Regions from separate parts of the Homo sapiens genome. Here region 2 is linked to region 1. Evidence: read pairs that join two places in POLR2A ChIA-PET (ENCODE). Cell type or tissue: CD4-positive, alpha-beta T cell. All regions are shown on one strand. Links, peaks and the distances in the headings refer to the core of each region. The heading gives the core; the rest is flanking DNA.

The links. Peaks named below come from ENCODE experiments on the same cell type or tissue, not always from the same donor. Only the 100,000 strongest peaks of a DNase experiment are listed, where the experiment ranks them.
Region 2: POLR2A ChIA-PET joins it to region 1 with 8 read pairs; 2 of 35 experiments call an interaction of 5 or more read pairs at or near these places.

What each region holds. Positions count from the first base shown.
Region 1 is chr1:92,978,136-92,983,517 of GRCh38, reverse strand. LOC124904219 (a long non-coding RNA gene) reads right to left here and starts at 5,248. Exons shown (of 2, transcript XR_007066223.1): 1 at 4,865-5,248. RefSeq lists a silencer at 4,102-4,151. In CD4-positive, alpha-beta T cell, for the core only: no CTCF peak of the experiment used is centred there; a DNase peak (open chromatin) is centred at 2,087; H3K27ac peaks cover 2,919 bases.
Region 2 is chr1:92,422,854-92,428,235 of GRCh38, reverse strand. No RefSeq gene overlaps it. Among named protein-coding and RNA genes, the nearest start is that of GFI1, 61 kb to the left of the region's middle. In CD4-positive, alpha-beta T cell, for the core only: no CTCF peak of the experiment used is centred there; no DNase peak of the experiment used is centred there.

The sequences.
Region 1 (5,382 bases), core at 96-5,095:
GTCAGGCTGGTCTTGAACTCCCGACCTCAAGTGATCTGCCCACCTCGGCCTCCCAAAGTGCTGGGATTACAGGCATGAGCCACCATGGCTGGCCTCCACTTCTAATTCTCGTTCTCTTGCTTTTTCCACATCTGCAGTCACTTCCTTCACTGAAGTCTTGAACCCCTCAAAGTCATTTGTGGGAGTTGGATCAACTTCTTCCAAACTCCTGTTAATGTTGATATTTTGACCTCCTCCCATGAATCACATATTTTTTTAGAGATAGGGTCTCACTAGGTTTCCCAGGCTGGAGTACGGCGGCTATTCACAGGCACAATCATGGCACACTGCAGCCTTGAACTCCTGGCTTAAACTAATCCTCCTGCTTTAGCCTCCTGAGTAGCTAGGTGCATGCCACCGGATCTGACTTATGAATGTTCCTAATGGCATCTAGAATGGTGAATCCCTTCCAGAAGGTTTTCTATTTACTTGTCCAAATCTGTCAGAGGAATCACCATCTACGGCAGCTATTGCCTTAAGAAATGTATTTCTTAAATAAGACTGAAAATTTTGAAGTAAATCAAAATTACTTTTTTTTTTTTTTTTGAGACGGTGTCTCACTCTGTCACTCAGGCTGGAGTGCAGTGGTATGATCTCAGCTCAGCCTTGACCTCCCAGGCTCAGGTGATCCTCAGCCTCCCTGGCAGCTGGGACTACAGGTGCACACCACCACTTCTGGCTAATTTTTGTATTTTTTGTAGAGATAGCTTTTTGCCATGTTGCCCAGGCTGGTCTTGAGCTCCCGGGCTCAAGTAATCTGCCTGCCTTGGCTTTCCAAAGTGCTGGGATTACAGGAGTGAGCCACTGCACCCGGCCCCAAGTTACTTCTTGATCCATGGGCTGCAGAATGAATGTTGTAAGCAGGCATGAAAACATTCATCTCCTTGTACATCTTCATCAGAAGTCTTGGGAGACCAGGTGCATTGTCAAGAGCAGTAATATTTTTAAAATAATATTTTTTTCTTAGCAGTAGGTCTCAACAGTGGGCTTAAAATATTTAGTAAACTAGGTTGTAATCGTATGTGCTGTCATCCAGGTTTTGTTGTTCCATTTACAGGGCACAGATAGAGTAGATTTGGCATAATTCTTAATTGCCCTAGAATTTTCAGGCTGGTAGATAAGCATTGGCTTCAACTTAAAGTCACCAGCTGCATTAGCCCCTAACAAGACAGTCAGCCTGTTTTTTGAAGATTTGAAGTCAGGCATTGACTTCTCTCTATCTATTAAAGTCCTAGGTGACATCTTTCCCAATGTAAGACTGTTCTGCCTACCCTGATAATCTGTTGTTGGCCAGCCGTGGTGGTTCACGCCTGTAATCTCAGAACTTTGGGAGGCCAAGGCCGACAGATTGCTCGAGTCCAGTTGTTTAAGACCAGCCTGGGCAACATGGCGAAACCCTGTCTCTACAAAAAAATGCAAAAATTAGCCAAGCATAATGGCACGGGCCTATAATCCCGGTTACTTATGAGGCTGAGATGGGAGGATCACCTGAGCCCAGGAAGTTGAGGCTGCCGTAAGCCATAATTGCACCACTGTACTCCAGCCTGGGCGAGAGAGGGAGACTCTGTCTCAAAAAAAAAAAAAAAAAAAGAAAGAAAGAAAAGAAAAGAAAAGAAAAAGAAAAAAGAAAGAAAGAAGAGAAAAGAAAATTTGGGCTGGGCACCGTGGGTCATGCCGCTAATCCCAGCACTTTGGGAGACTGAGGTGGGCGGATCACTTGAGGCCCGGAGTTCAAGACCTGCCTGGGCAACATGGCGAAACCCTGTCTCTATGAAAAATACAAAAATTAGCTGGGTGTGGTGGCTCAAGCCTGTAATTCCAGCTACTCAGGAGGCTAAGGTGAAAGGATCACTTGAACCTGGGAGGTGGAGGTTGGAGTGAACTGAGATTGCGCCACTGCACTCCAGCCTGGGCAACAAGAGTGAAACTCCGTCTCAAAAAAAAAGAAAAGAAAAGAAAATCTGTTGTTTAGTGTAGTCTTAGATCTTTGCTAGATCTTCTAGATAACTTGCTCAGCTTCTACGTCAGTGGTTACGGCTCCACCTTGTGCTTTTACATGATGGAGGTGGCATCTTTAAACCTCACAAACCTCATGAACTAACCTCTGTTAACTTTTCTTCTGGAGCTTTCTCATCTCTCTCACCCTTCATAGAATGGAAGAGAGTTAGAACCTTGCTCTGGATTAGGCTTTAGCTGATTTAATCTTCCATCCAGATCACTAGAGTTTTCTCCATATCAGCAATAAGACTGTTCTACTTTCTTACCATTCATGTGTTCACTGGAGTAGCACTTTTAACTTCCTTCAAGAACTTTTCCTTTGCGTTTACAACTTGGCTAACTGTTTGTGCAAGAGGCCGAGCTTACAGCCTATCTCAGCCTTTGACATTACTTCCTCACTAAGCTTAATCATTTCTAGCTTTTGATTTAAAGTGAAAGACCTGTGACTCTTCCTTTCACTTGAACACTTATAGGTCATTCTAGAGTTATTAATTCACCTAATTCCAATATTGTTGTGCCTCAGGGAATAGAGAGGCCCTAAGAGAGAGAGACAGACAGGGGAGTGGCCAGTCAGTGGAACAGTCAGACCACACATAACATTTTTGGATGAAGGTCTCTGTCTTATATGGGTACGGTTCATGGTGTCCCAAAACAATAACAATAGCACTGTAAAAGATCACTGGTCACCGTAACAGATATAATAATAATGAAAAAGCTTGAAATATTGCCTGAATTACCAAAATGTGACAGAGACACAAAGTGAGCACATGCTGTTAGAAGCATTGTGCTGGCAGACTTGCTCAACACAGAGTTGCCACAAACCTTCAACTTGTAAAAATCACAGTATCTGCAAAGTGCAATAAAACAAAGCATGCCTGTGCCTAATATGTCCCCAGTTGTCAATAAAAGAGAAAACTTAGGGGCTAGTTTTGGTCCTTGAGCAGCATCTTACAGGGCCAATTTAACTAAAGAATTAACACTACATTCACAGCAAATCACATGAGAAGAAATAATAAATAGTGCACATATAAAAAAGATTCACACTCTGAGTTCTAATTAGGAAAATAATTATTAAAACAAAAGGAGGCTGGCTGGGTGTGGTGGTTCACGCCTGTTATCCTGGCACTTAGCGAGGCCAAGGTGGGCAGATAGCTTGAGCCCGGGAGTTCGAGACTAGCCTGGGCAACATGGTGAAACCCCATCTCTACAAAAAAATATAAAACAGCCAGGAGTGGTGACACATGCCTGTAGTCCCAGTTGCCCGAAGGGCTAAGGCAGGAAGATCACTTGAGCCCAGTAGGTTGAGGCTGCAGTGAGTTGTGATAGGGCCACTGCATTCCAGCCTGGGTGATAGAGTAAGGCCTCGACTCAAAACAAAAACAAAAACAAAAAACAAAAGGAGGATACATATATTGTAATATACTATTGCGAGAATAAAAATTGGTACCATGTTTGTAGAGAAAAATTTTCTAATATAGGTTGAGCTTCCATAATCTAAAAATCTGAAATCTAAAATGCTCCAAAATCTGAAATGTTTTTGCGCATTGACATGAAGCTTACAGGTCATTCTCAAAGGAAATGTTGATTGGAGCACTTCAGATTTTGGATTTTCAGATTAGGGATGTTCAGTTGATAAATACATGCAAATACTAAACAATCCAAAATCTGAAACACTTCTATTACCAAGTATTTCACATAAGGGATAGTCTACCTATAACTACCACAATTTAAAATGCATGTATCTTTTGACCAACAATTTTATTTCTAAGAAACTGCACTCTAGAGTTTAAGGGGATACACAAAAGAATATTCACTAAAACATGATTTGAACAAGTGAAAATTGGAGTCAATGTAAAATATTTGTTAATAAAAAAGCTTCAGTAATTTGTGGTGCATTCATGTGATGGTACATTTTTATAATAATTTTATAACAAGATCCTTTATAACTATGGCCCTATATTTATTATAAAACTGTTATAAAAAATAGAATGACCAAGAGTGGCTGATCACCTGAGGTCAGGAGTTCAAGACCAACCTGGCCAACATAGTGAAACCCCATCTCTACTAAAAATACAAAAATGAGCTGGGTGTCTTGACGCATGCCTATAATCTGAGCTATTCAGGAGGCTGAGGCAAGAGGATTGCTTGAATCCAGGAGGGTTGGTTGCAGTGAGCCAAGATTGCACCACTGCACTGACAGAGCAAGACTCCATCTCAAAAAAAAAAAAAAAGAATGAATTTAGGTGGTAGCATATAGGTAATATAGCGTAAAATGGAAAGAACAAATTATAGAATGAAATATAGAATATAATTTCATTTATTTTCCTTTATTTAAACAATACATATATATAGAATCTGCCAAAATTGGGGATTCCTCATCTCTCAGAGTAGGACTCTATTTTCATTTTTTAAAGAAGTCAGAAGATGAAAATTGAAGGATACATAGAGAGTGTTATGAGGGTTTTGGGGGGTTTGTTTAATTTAAAATACACACATACACACCCACACACACACACGTCTATTTTTAGTGAGGGTGGGGGTTGCTTTGCAGTTAGACCTGGCAATGTCTTGATACCCACCACATTACCCCTGCCCTTCTGCCTGAAGGTGGGCTTGCTCAGTGATCTGAAGAGGACTGGGCCCCACAGTGGGTTCTGCTCACTAGGCAATGAGCATCAATCAACAGGAGGGACATCTCTACTTCTGCTCAACCTCCGCCAAACTGAGTGAACAAATGCTCCAAAATGAAATGTTCTGATGCCTTCCATTAATTCTTTCAGGGCATAAATTGTGACCCCCATGGTGATGGCCAACTTTGGCCTCTTACCTCATTTGGGACCCTGAAGGACAGGCAGGTTTCTGCCCAGTCTTTTGTAGAAACACAAAAAGCAGGGCTGCTTTCTATTTGAAGCAGCTTAAAGTAGAGAATTTACAGATGCTCCAGAAATTCTCCCTTATTGGCCGGGCACGGTGGCTCACGCCTGTAATCCCAGCACTTTGGGAGGCCAAGGCGGGCGGATCATGAGGTCAGGAGATCGAGACCATCCTAGGTAACATGGTGAAACCCCGTCTCTACTAAAAATACAAAAGAAATTAGCCGGGTTTGGTGGCGGACGCCTGTAGTCCCAGCTACTCAGGAGGCTGAGGCAGGAGAATGGCGTGAACCCGGGAGGCGGAGCTTGCAGTGAGCCGAGATCGCGCCACTGCACTCCAGCCTGGGCGACAGAGCGAGACTCCATCTCAAAAAAAAAAAAAAAAAAGAAAGAAAGAAAGAAAAAAAGAAATTCTCCTTTATTGCAGATTATGAGCCCCATCTTCTTGGCAGGACCACACGGATCTTGCTGT
Region 2 (5,382 bases), core at 301-5,300, 560 kb after region 1:
CTGCACCATTTTACATTTTTGTCAGCAGTGCAGAAGGGTTCCAGTTTCTCCATATCAACTTGTTATTTCCATTTTTTTTAAAGAATTGAAACAGGGGTCTCGCTATATTGCCCTGGCTGGTCTTGAACCCCTGGACTCAAGCAGTCCTCCCACCTCAGCCTCCCAAAGTGCTGTGATTATAGAAGTGAGTCACTGTGCCCCACCTATTTTCAATTTTTGATAATTCCTATCCTAATGGATGTGAAGTGGTATCTCATTGCGAGTTTTTTTTTTTTCTTTTTTTTTTTTTGAGACAGAGTCTCACTCTGTCACCCAGGCTGGAGTGCAATGGCGCGGTCTCGGCTCACTGCAACCTCTGCCTCCTGGGTTCAAGTGCCTCAGCCTCCTGAGTAGCTGGGACTACAGGTACATGCCACAACGCCCGGCTAATTTTTGTATTTTCAGTAGAGACGGGGTTTCACTTTGTTGGACAGGCTGGTCTTGAACTCCTGACCTCATGATCCACCCGCCTCGGTCTCCCAAAGTGCTGGGATTACAGGTGTGAGCCACCGCGCCCGGCCCTCATGGTGGTTTTGATTTGCATTTCCCTAGTGATTAGTGATGTTGAGCATATTAACTGTTTGTATATCTTCTTTGGAGAAATATCTATTCAAGTCTTTCTCTCATTTTTTAATTGGGCTATTTGGTTTTTATATTCTTGAGTTATAGGAGTTATTTATATATTCCAGATATTAATCCTTTATCAGATAAATGATTTGCAAATATTTTTCCCCATTGTGTGGGTTGCCTTTTCTCTGTTGATAGTGCCCTTTGATGCATAAAATTGTTTAATTTTGATGCAGTCCATTTTTTCTTTCATTGTCTGTGCTTTTGGTATCTAAGTATACTCTGCCAAATCCAATGTCATGAAACTTTTTCCCTCCATGTTCTTCTAAGAGTTTTATGGTTTTTGGTCTCATATTTAGGTCTTTGATCCATTTTGATTTAACTTTTGTATATGATATAATGTAAGAGTCCAACTTCATTCTTGTGGTTGGGGACATCTAGTTTCCCTGACACCATTTGCTGAAAAGATTTTCCTTTCCCTATATGCAGCACTTTTTTGATGCCAAATTTATTCTGGCTGGAGCCTAACTAAGCTGCTTCTCTGGGCTGTCCTCCTCCCCAGTGATGTGTGCTCAAGGGATTGCAAAATTATTTGATTGGGAACACAGAGAAAACATAAATTCAAATCTAGGGGGGAAGCATGAAGGCCCAGTAGATCCTAGTGAAAGTGATTACTGAAATATTGACTATAGAGAGCTTACTGGAACCTTGGGTAAACCAGTTTCATTTGTTGTGAAGTAAGGATGATGATAAGAAGATCCACCTTATTTTGTCAAACAATATCATAAATGCTGGTATATTATTGTGGCTAAATCATTATTGCAGCTAATGCTTATGCTAAGTATACTATGTGCTAAGTGCTATGTGTTAAATGCTTTACAGATGTTACCTCATGTAATGCACAGTTTTATGAGGCAGGTACTATCATTTTTACCATTTACCACCTCTGAGCTTCTTCTGTCATCTGTAAAATGAGGAAAATTATATCTACCTTGCAGAACTGTTGTGAGGATTACATACAAATAGTGAACATAAAGGGCTGAACAAAGAACATGCACATAGTAGGTGCTTAACAGATGGTAGCTCTTTTCCTTCAGTCCAGGAAATGATTTCCTTAAGCACAAACTACATTATAAGAGAATTCTGCTTGGTTGCTAGCAATCCTGAATTTCTTCATACTTTTCCTTCCAGGTGAATTATAATGATTATACTGGCCAGATTGGAAAAATCTGGGTATCATTTATTTATGTGACTAGAATCCCTTGTAATCACCTACCTGTAAGGCCAAAGCAAAGCAAATGTTTACTATCAGACACTAGGAAGGCTTCTACAAACATTCATCTAGATGTGAACAAGCACCAGCAGCCCTGAAAACAGCTTTGTCTTTTGGTCGAATGTGTTAGTGGTGTTTTGACACTTCTTCATTTTACTGATAAAATGTCATTTTCTTAAATTCTTTTTCATTTTACTAACTTTGCTCACCTCTCTTATTTTTAAAAATAATAATTATAGTGAAGATGTACAACTGCCTGGGACCAAACCAGAAGAAGGAAGCAGCACTTAAATTAGTTAATATGTGAGTATAGACCTTAGTGATTGTAGTTATTCTGAGTCACATTTTCTGGATATTTTTTGGACATTCATTGGATGGATCCAGGCCACATAGCTCCTCTTTAGCTGCAGTTAGTAAATTAACTGGCAATGGAATCAAGTCCTGCTCCTCAGTGGCAGCTGGGCCCTCCCTTGGAGCCTTTCTGCAATCCCCTTTTTTATTGCTAATTGACTTCCTAATTCCTCATAGCAGCTGTTATAAACCTTTTCCACTCTCCTCCATCTCCTTAATCCCCTCCCTGCTCTCAACACAGTGGCAGGTGATCATGCATCCGTGAACAGTTCTCTTTCCTGCTGCCTTTGGGTTCTTTGCCATCCTCACCTCATCTCCCCAGGGCCCTCGTCCCCAGGTACCCTCTTCTCTGCCCAGGGCAGGCTTCTCCTATTATTTCCTCTCATATAGCTTCAATTTCTCCCTTCTTTTCCCTTGACCCATAAACAAGCTCAAATCTTCCTCGAACTATAGAAGCCTCTACCATGTTTCCCTCAAAGCTAATCCCTTCCTCCTTTCTCTATTGTCAAGCTCTTAGTATTTTTCATTACAAAAGTAATATATATTTATAGTAGAAAAATGGAAAGTACAAATAACTAAACATGTTTCAAACACTTGTAATCACACTTCTGGAGGTAACTACTGAGGTTCACATTCTGGTTTATATCCTTCAAATCTTATTTCTGTGCATATATAATATTCATTTATTTCAACATTGAGAGCATTCTGGATGTTATATTTTGTAATCTGACACTTCTACTCTACCAGTAAGTATTCTACCACATTATTTTTTAATCATGGCATTAAACTTTTCATTATATGGATGCATTATAATTTATTTAGCCATTTTAAACCATAACCACAAGGTTATTCTCAATTATTTGCTATAATTAGTAACAGTACAACCTTTGTGATACATCTTTGCACATATTTCTGATTATTTCTTTAATATAAATTTCTGAAGGGGAATTACTGAGTGCATCTTATAAGTATTTGGATACATAGCTTTTGCAAAACATAAATATTTTGAAAGAGTAGCCTACTGTCGTCACTTCAACTTTAAATCCCATTCACTAAATTCCAAGCAAACGTAACCCTTTCACTGTCACTGAAATCGTTCTGTCAGAGGTCAAGGTCAATATTAATTACTAATCACAAGTCTTCTCAGGAATTAGCCTCCCTAATCTCTTTGCAGCAACTGCCACTTCCTATCTTTCCCTTTTAAATGTTTTTCCTTCTGTTTTACTTGGTCCTTCCACCTCTGTGGTAACACCTTTTCAGGCTTTTTTCTGGTTCCCTGTTTTTTTGCCTGACGTTTTCCTCATGCTTTACCCTACCCAGATCTCCAACTGTCGAGTTTATGTCAATGCCACTTAAATCTTGGCATAAATGTCAGCACGGCCTGATTTTGAGGTCTGCCCACCTCTCCAGCCTCGTGTGTCACCACTCTCTCCTGACTGCTTCCTCTTCTCCTTGGCTCTTGCATGTACTTTATGGTCCAGTCATTCTCAGCTACTCCCATTTTCTTGAGATTTTTATGCTTTTGCTGATGTGCTCTGTGCTTAGAAATCCCTTCTTCCATCTACACTTGATAAAGCTTTACTTATCCTTCAAGATTTCACTCCCTTCTCCTATGGGAGGCTGTGTGTAAAAAATAATGTTAAAAAAAGTTTAAAAGATTTACCTCTTTTGGGAAGTTCCATGACAACCCCCCACTTTCACTCTTTTATGACCCTTCACCCCGTTGGAGTGGCTGAGCAGGAGGAGCTCCTGTGTGTTCTCAGGTTCATGCTTTTCTCCTTGTGCTGTATTATAACTGTTTCCTCATCACTGTTCTCCTGTGAACTCCTGGAAGGCAGGAATTGTGTCTTTGAACATTATGTCTCCAGAATGTAGCATGGTGCTTGGTGTCTAGTAGAGACCTGTAGTAAACATCTTCCATCCTTTGGTCAAATTATATCCTGATCTTCCTCTGGGGACCTGTCCACTGTCTTCCGTTGAGCCATAGGTTTGGATGGGACTGACCTCATCCTACCTCCAAGAATAGGTTCCTCCAATTACAGCAAGTGAGAAGAAAACATACTAAAGCTTTTTTTAATGAAACAAAAATACGTTTCTAAACAGGTTCTTGCTGTGTTGCCCAGGCTGGAGTGCAGTGCCCATTAGTGCCCATTCGTAGGTGAAATCCCACTACTGATTAGCATGGGAGTTTTGACCTGTTCCGTTTTAACCTGCGCTGTTTCTCCTTAGGCAACTGGAGAATAAACATTTTTTGGAAAGAAAAGCTTCCTTTCTGTTCTGTGGCAGCAATTAGAAGAGATGTGCTTTTGGCTGGGCACGGTGGCTCATGCCTGTAATCCCAGCACTTTGGGAGGCTTGAGGCAGGCAGATCACCTGAGGTCAGGAGTTCGAGACCAGCCTGACCAACGTGGAGAAACCCCATCTCTACTAAAAATACAAAATTAGCCGGGTGTGGTGGCGCATGCCTGTAATCCCAGCTACTCAGGAGGCTGAGGCAGGAGAATTGCTTGAACCCGGGAGGCAGAGGTTGCAGTGAGCCAAGATTGCACCATTGCACTCCAGCCTGGGCAACAAGAGCGAAACTCCATCTCAAAAAACAAAGCAAACAAACAAACAAAAAAAAACAAAAAGGAAACCACAGCCTGTGATCTCTGAGCAAGCTTTTACATCAGAAAACCAGATTTTAAAAATTTAATTTAATTTTAATTTTTTTTTGAGACAGCTTCTCACTGTGTCACCTGGGCTTGAGTACAGTGGGGCCATCATGTCTCACTGCAGCCTCAATCTCCTGGGCTCAAGCAATTCTCCTGCCTCAGTCTCCCGAGTAGCTGGGACTACAAACATGTGCCTCCATGCACAGCTAATTTTTTTATTTTAATTTTGTGGAGACAGGGTCTCACTATGTTGTCCAGGCCGATCTTGAACTACTGGACTCAAGCAATCCTCCTGCCTCAGCCTCCCGAAGTGTTGGGATTATAGGCGTCAGCCATGGCATCCAGCCAGGAAGCCAGATCTTTTTTTTTTGAGACGGAGTCTCGCTCTGTCGCCAGGCTGGAGTACAGTGGCACGATCTCGGCTCACTGCAATCTCTGCCTCCTGGGTTCAAATGATTCCCCTGCCTCAGCCTCCTGAGTAGCTGGGACTACAGGCAT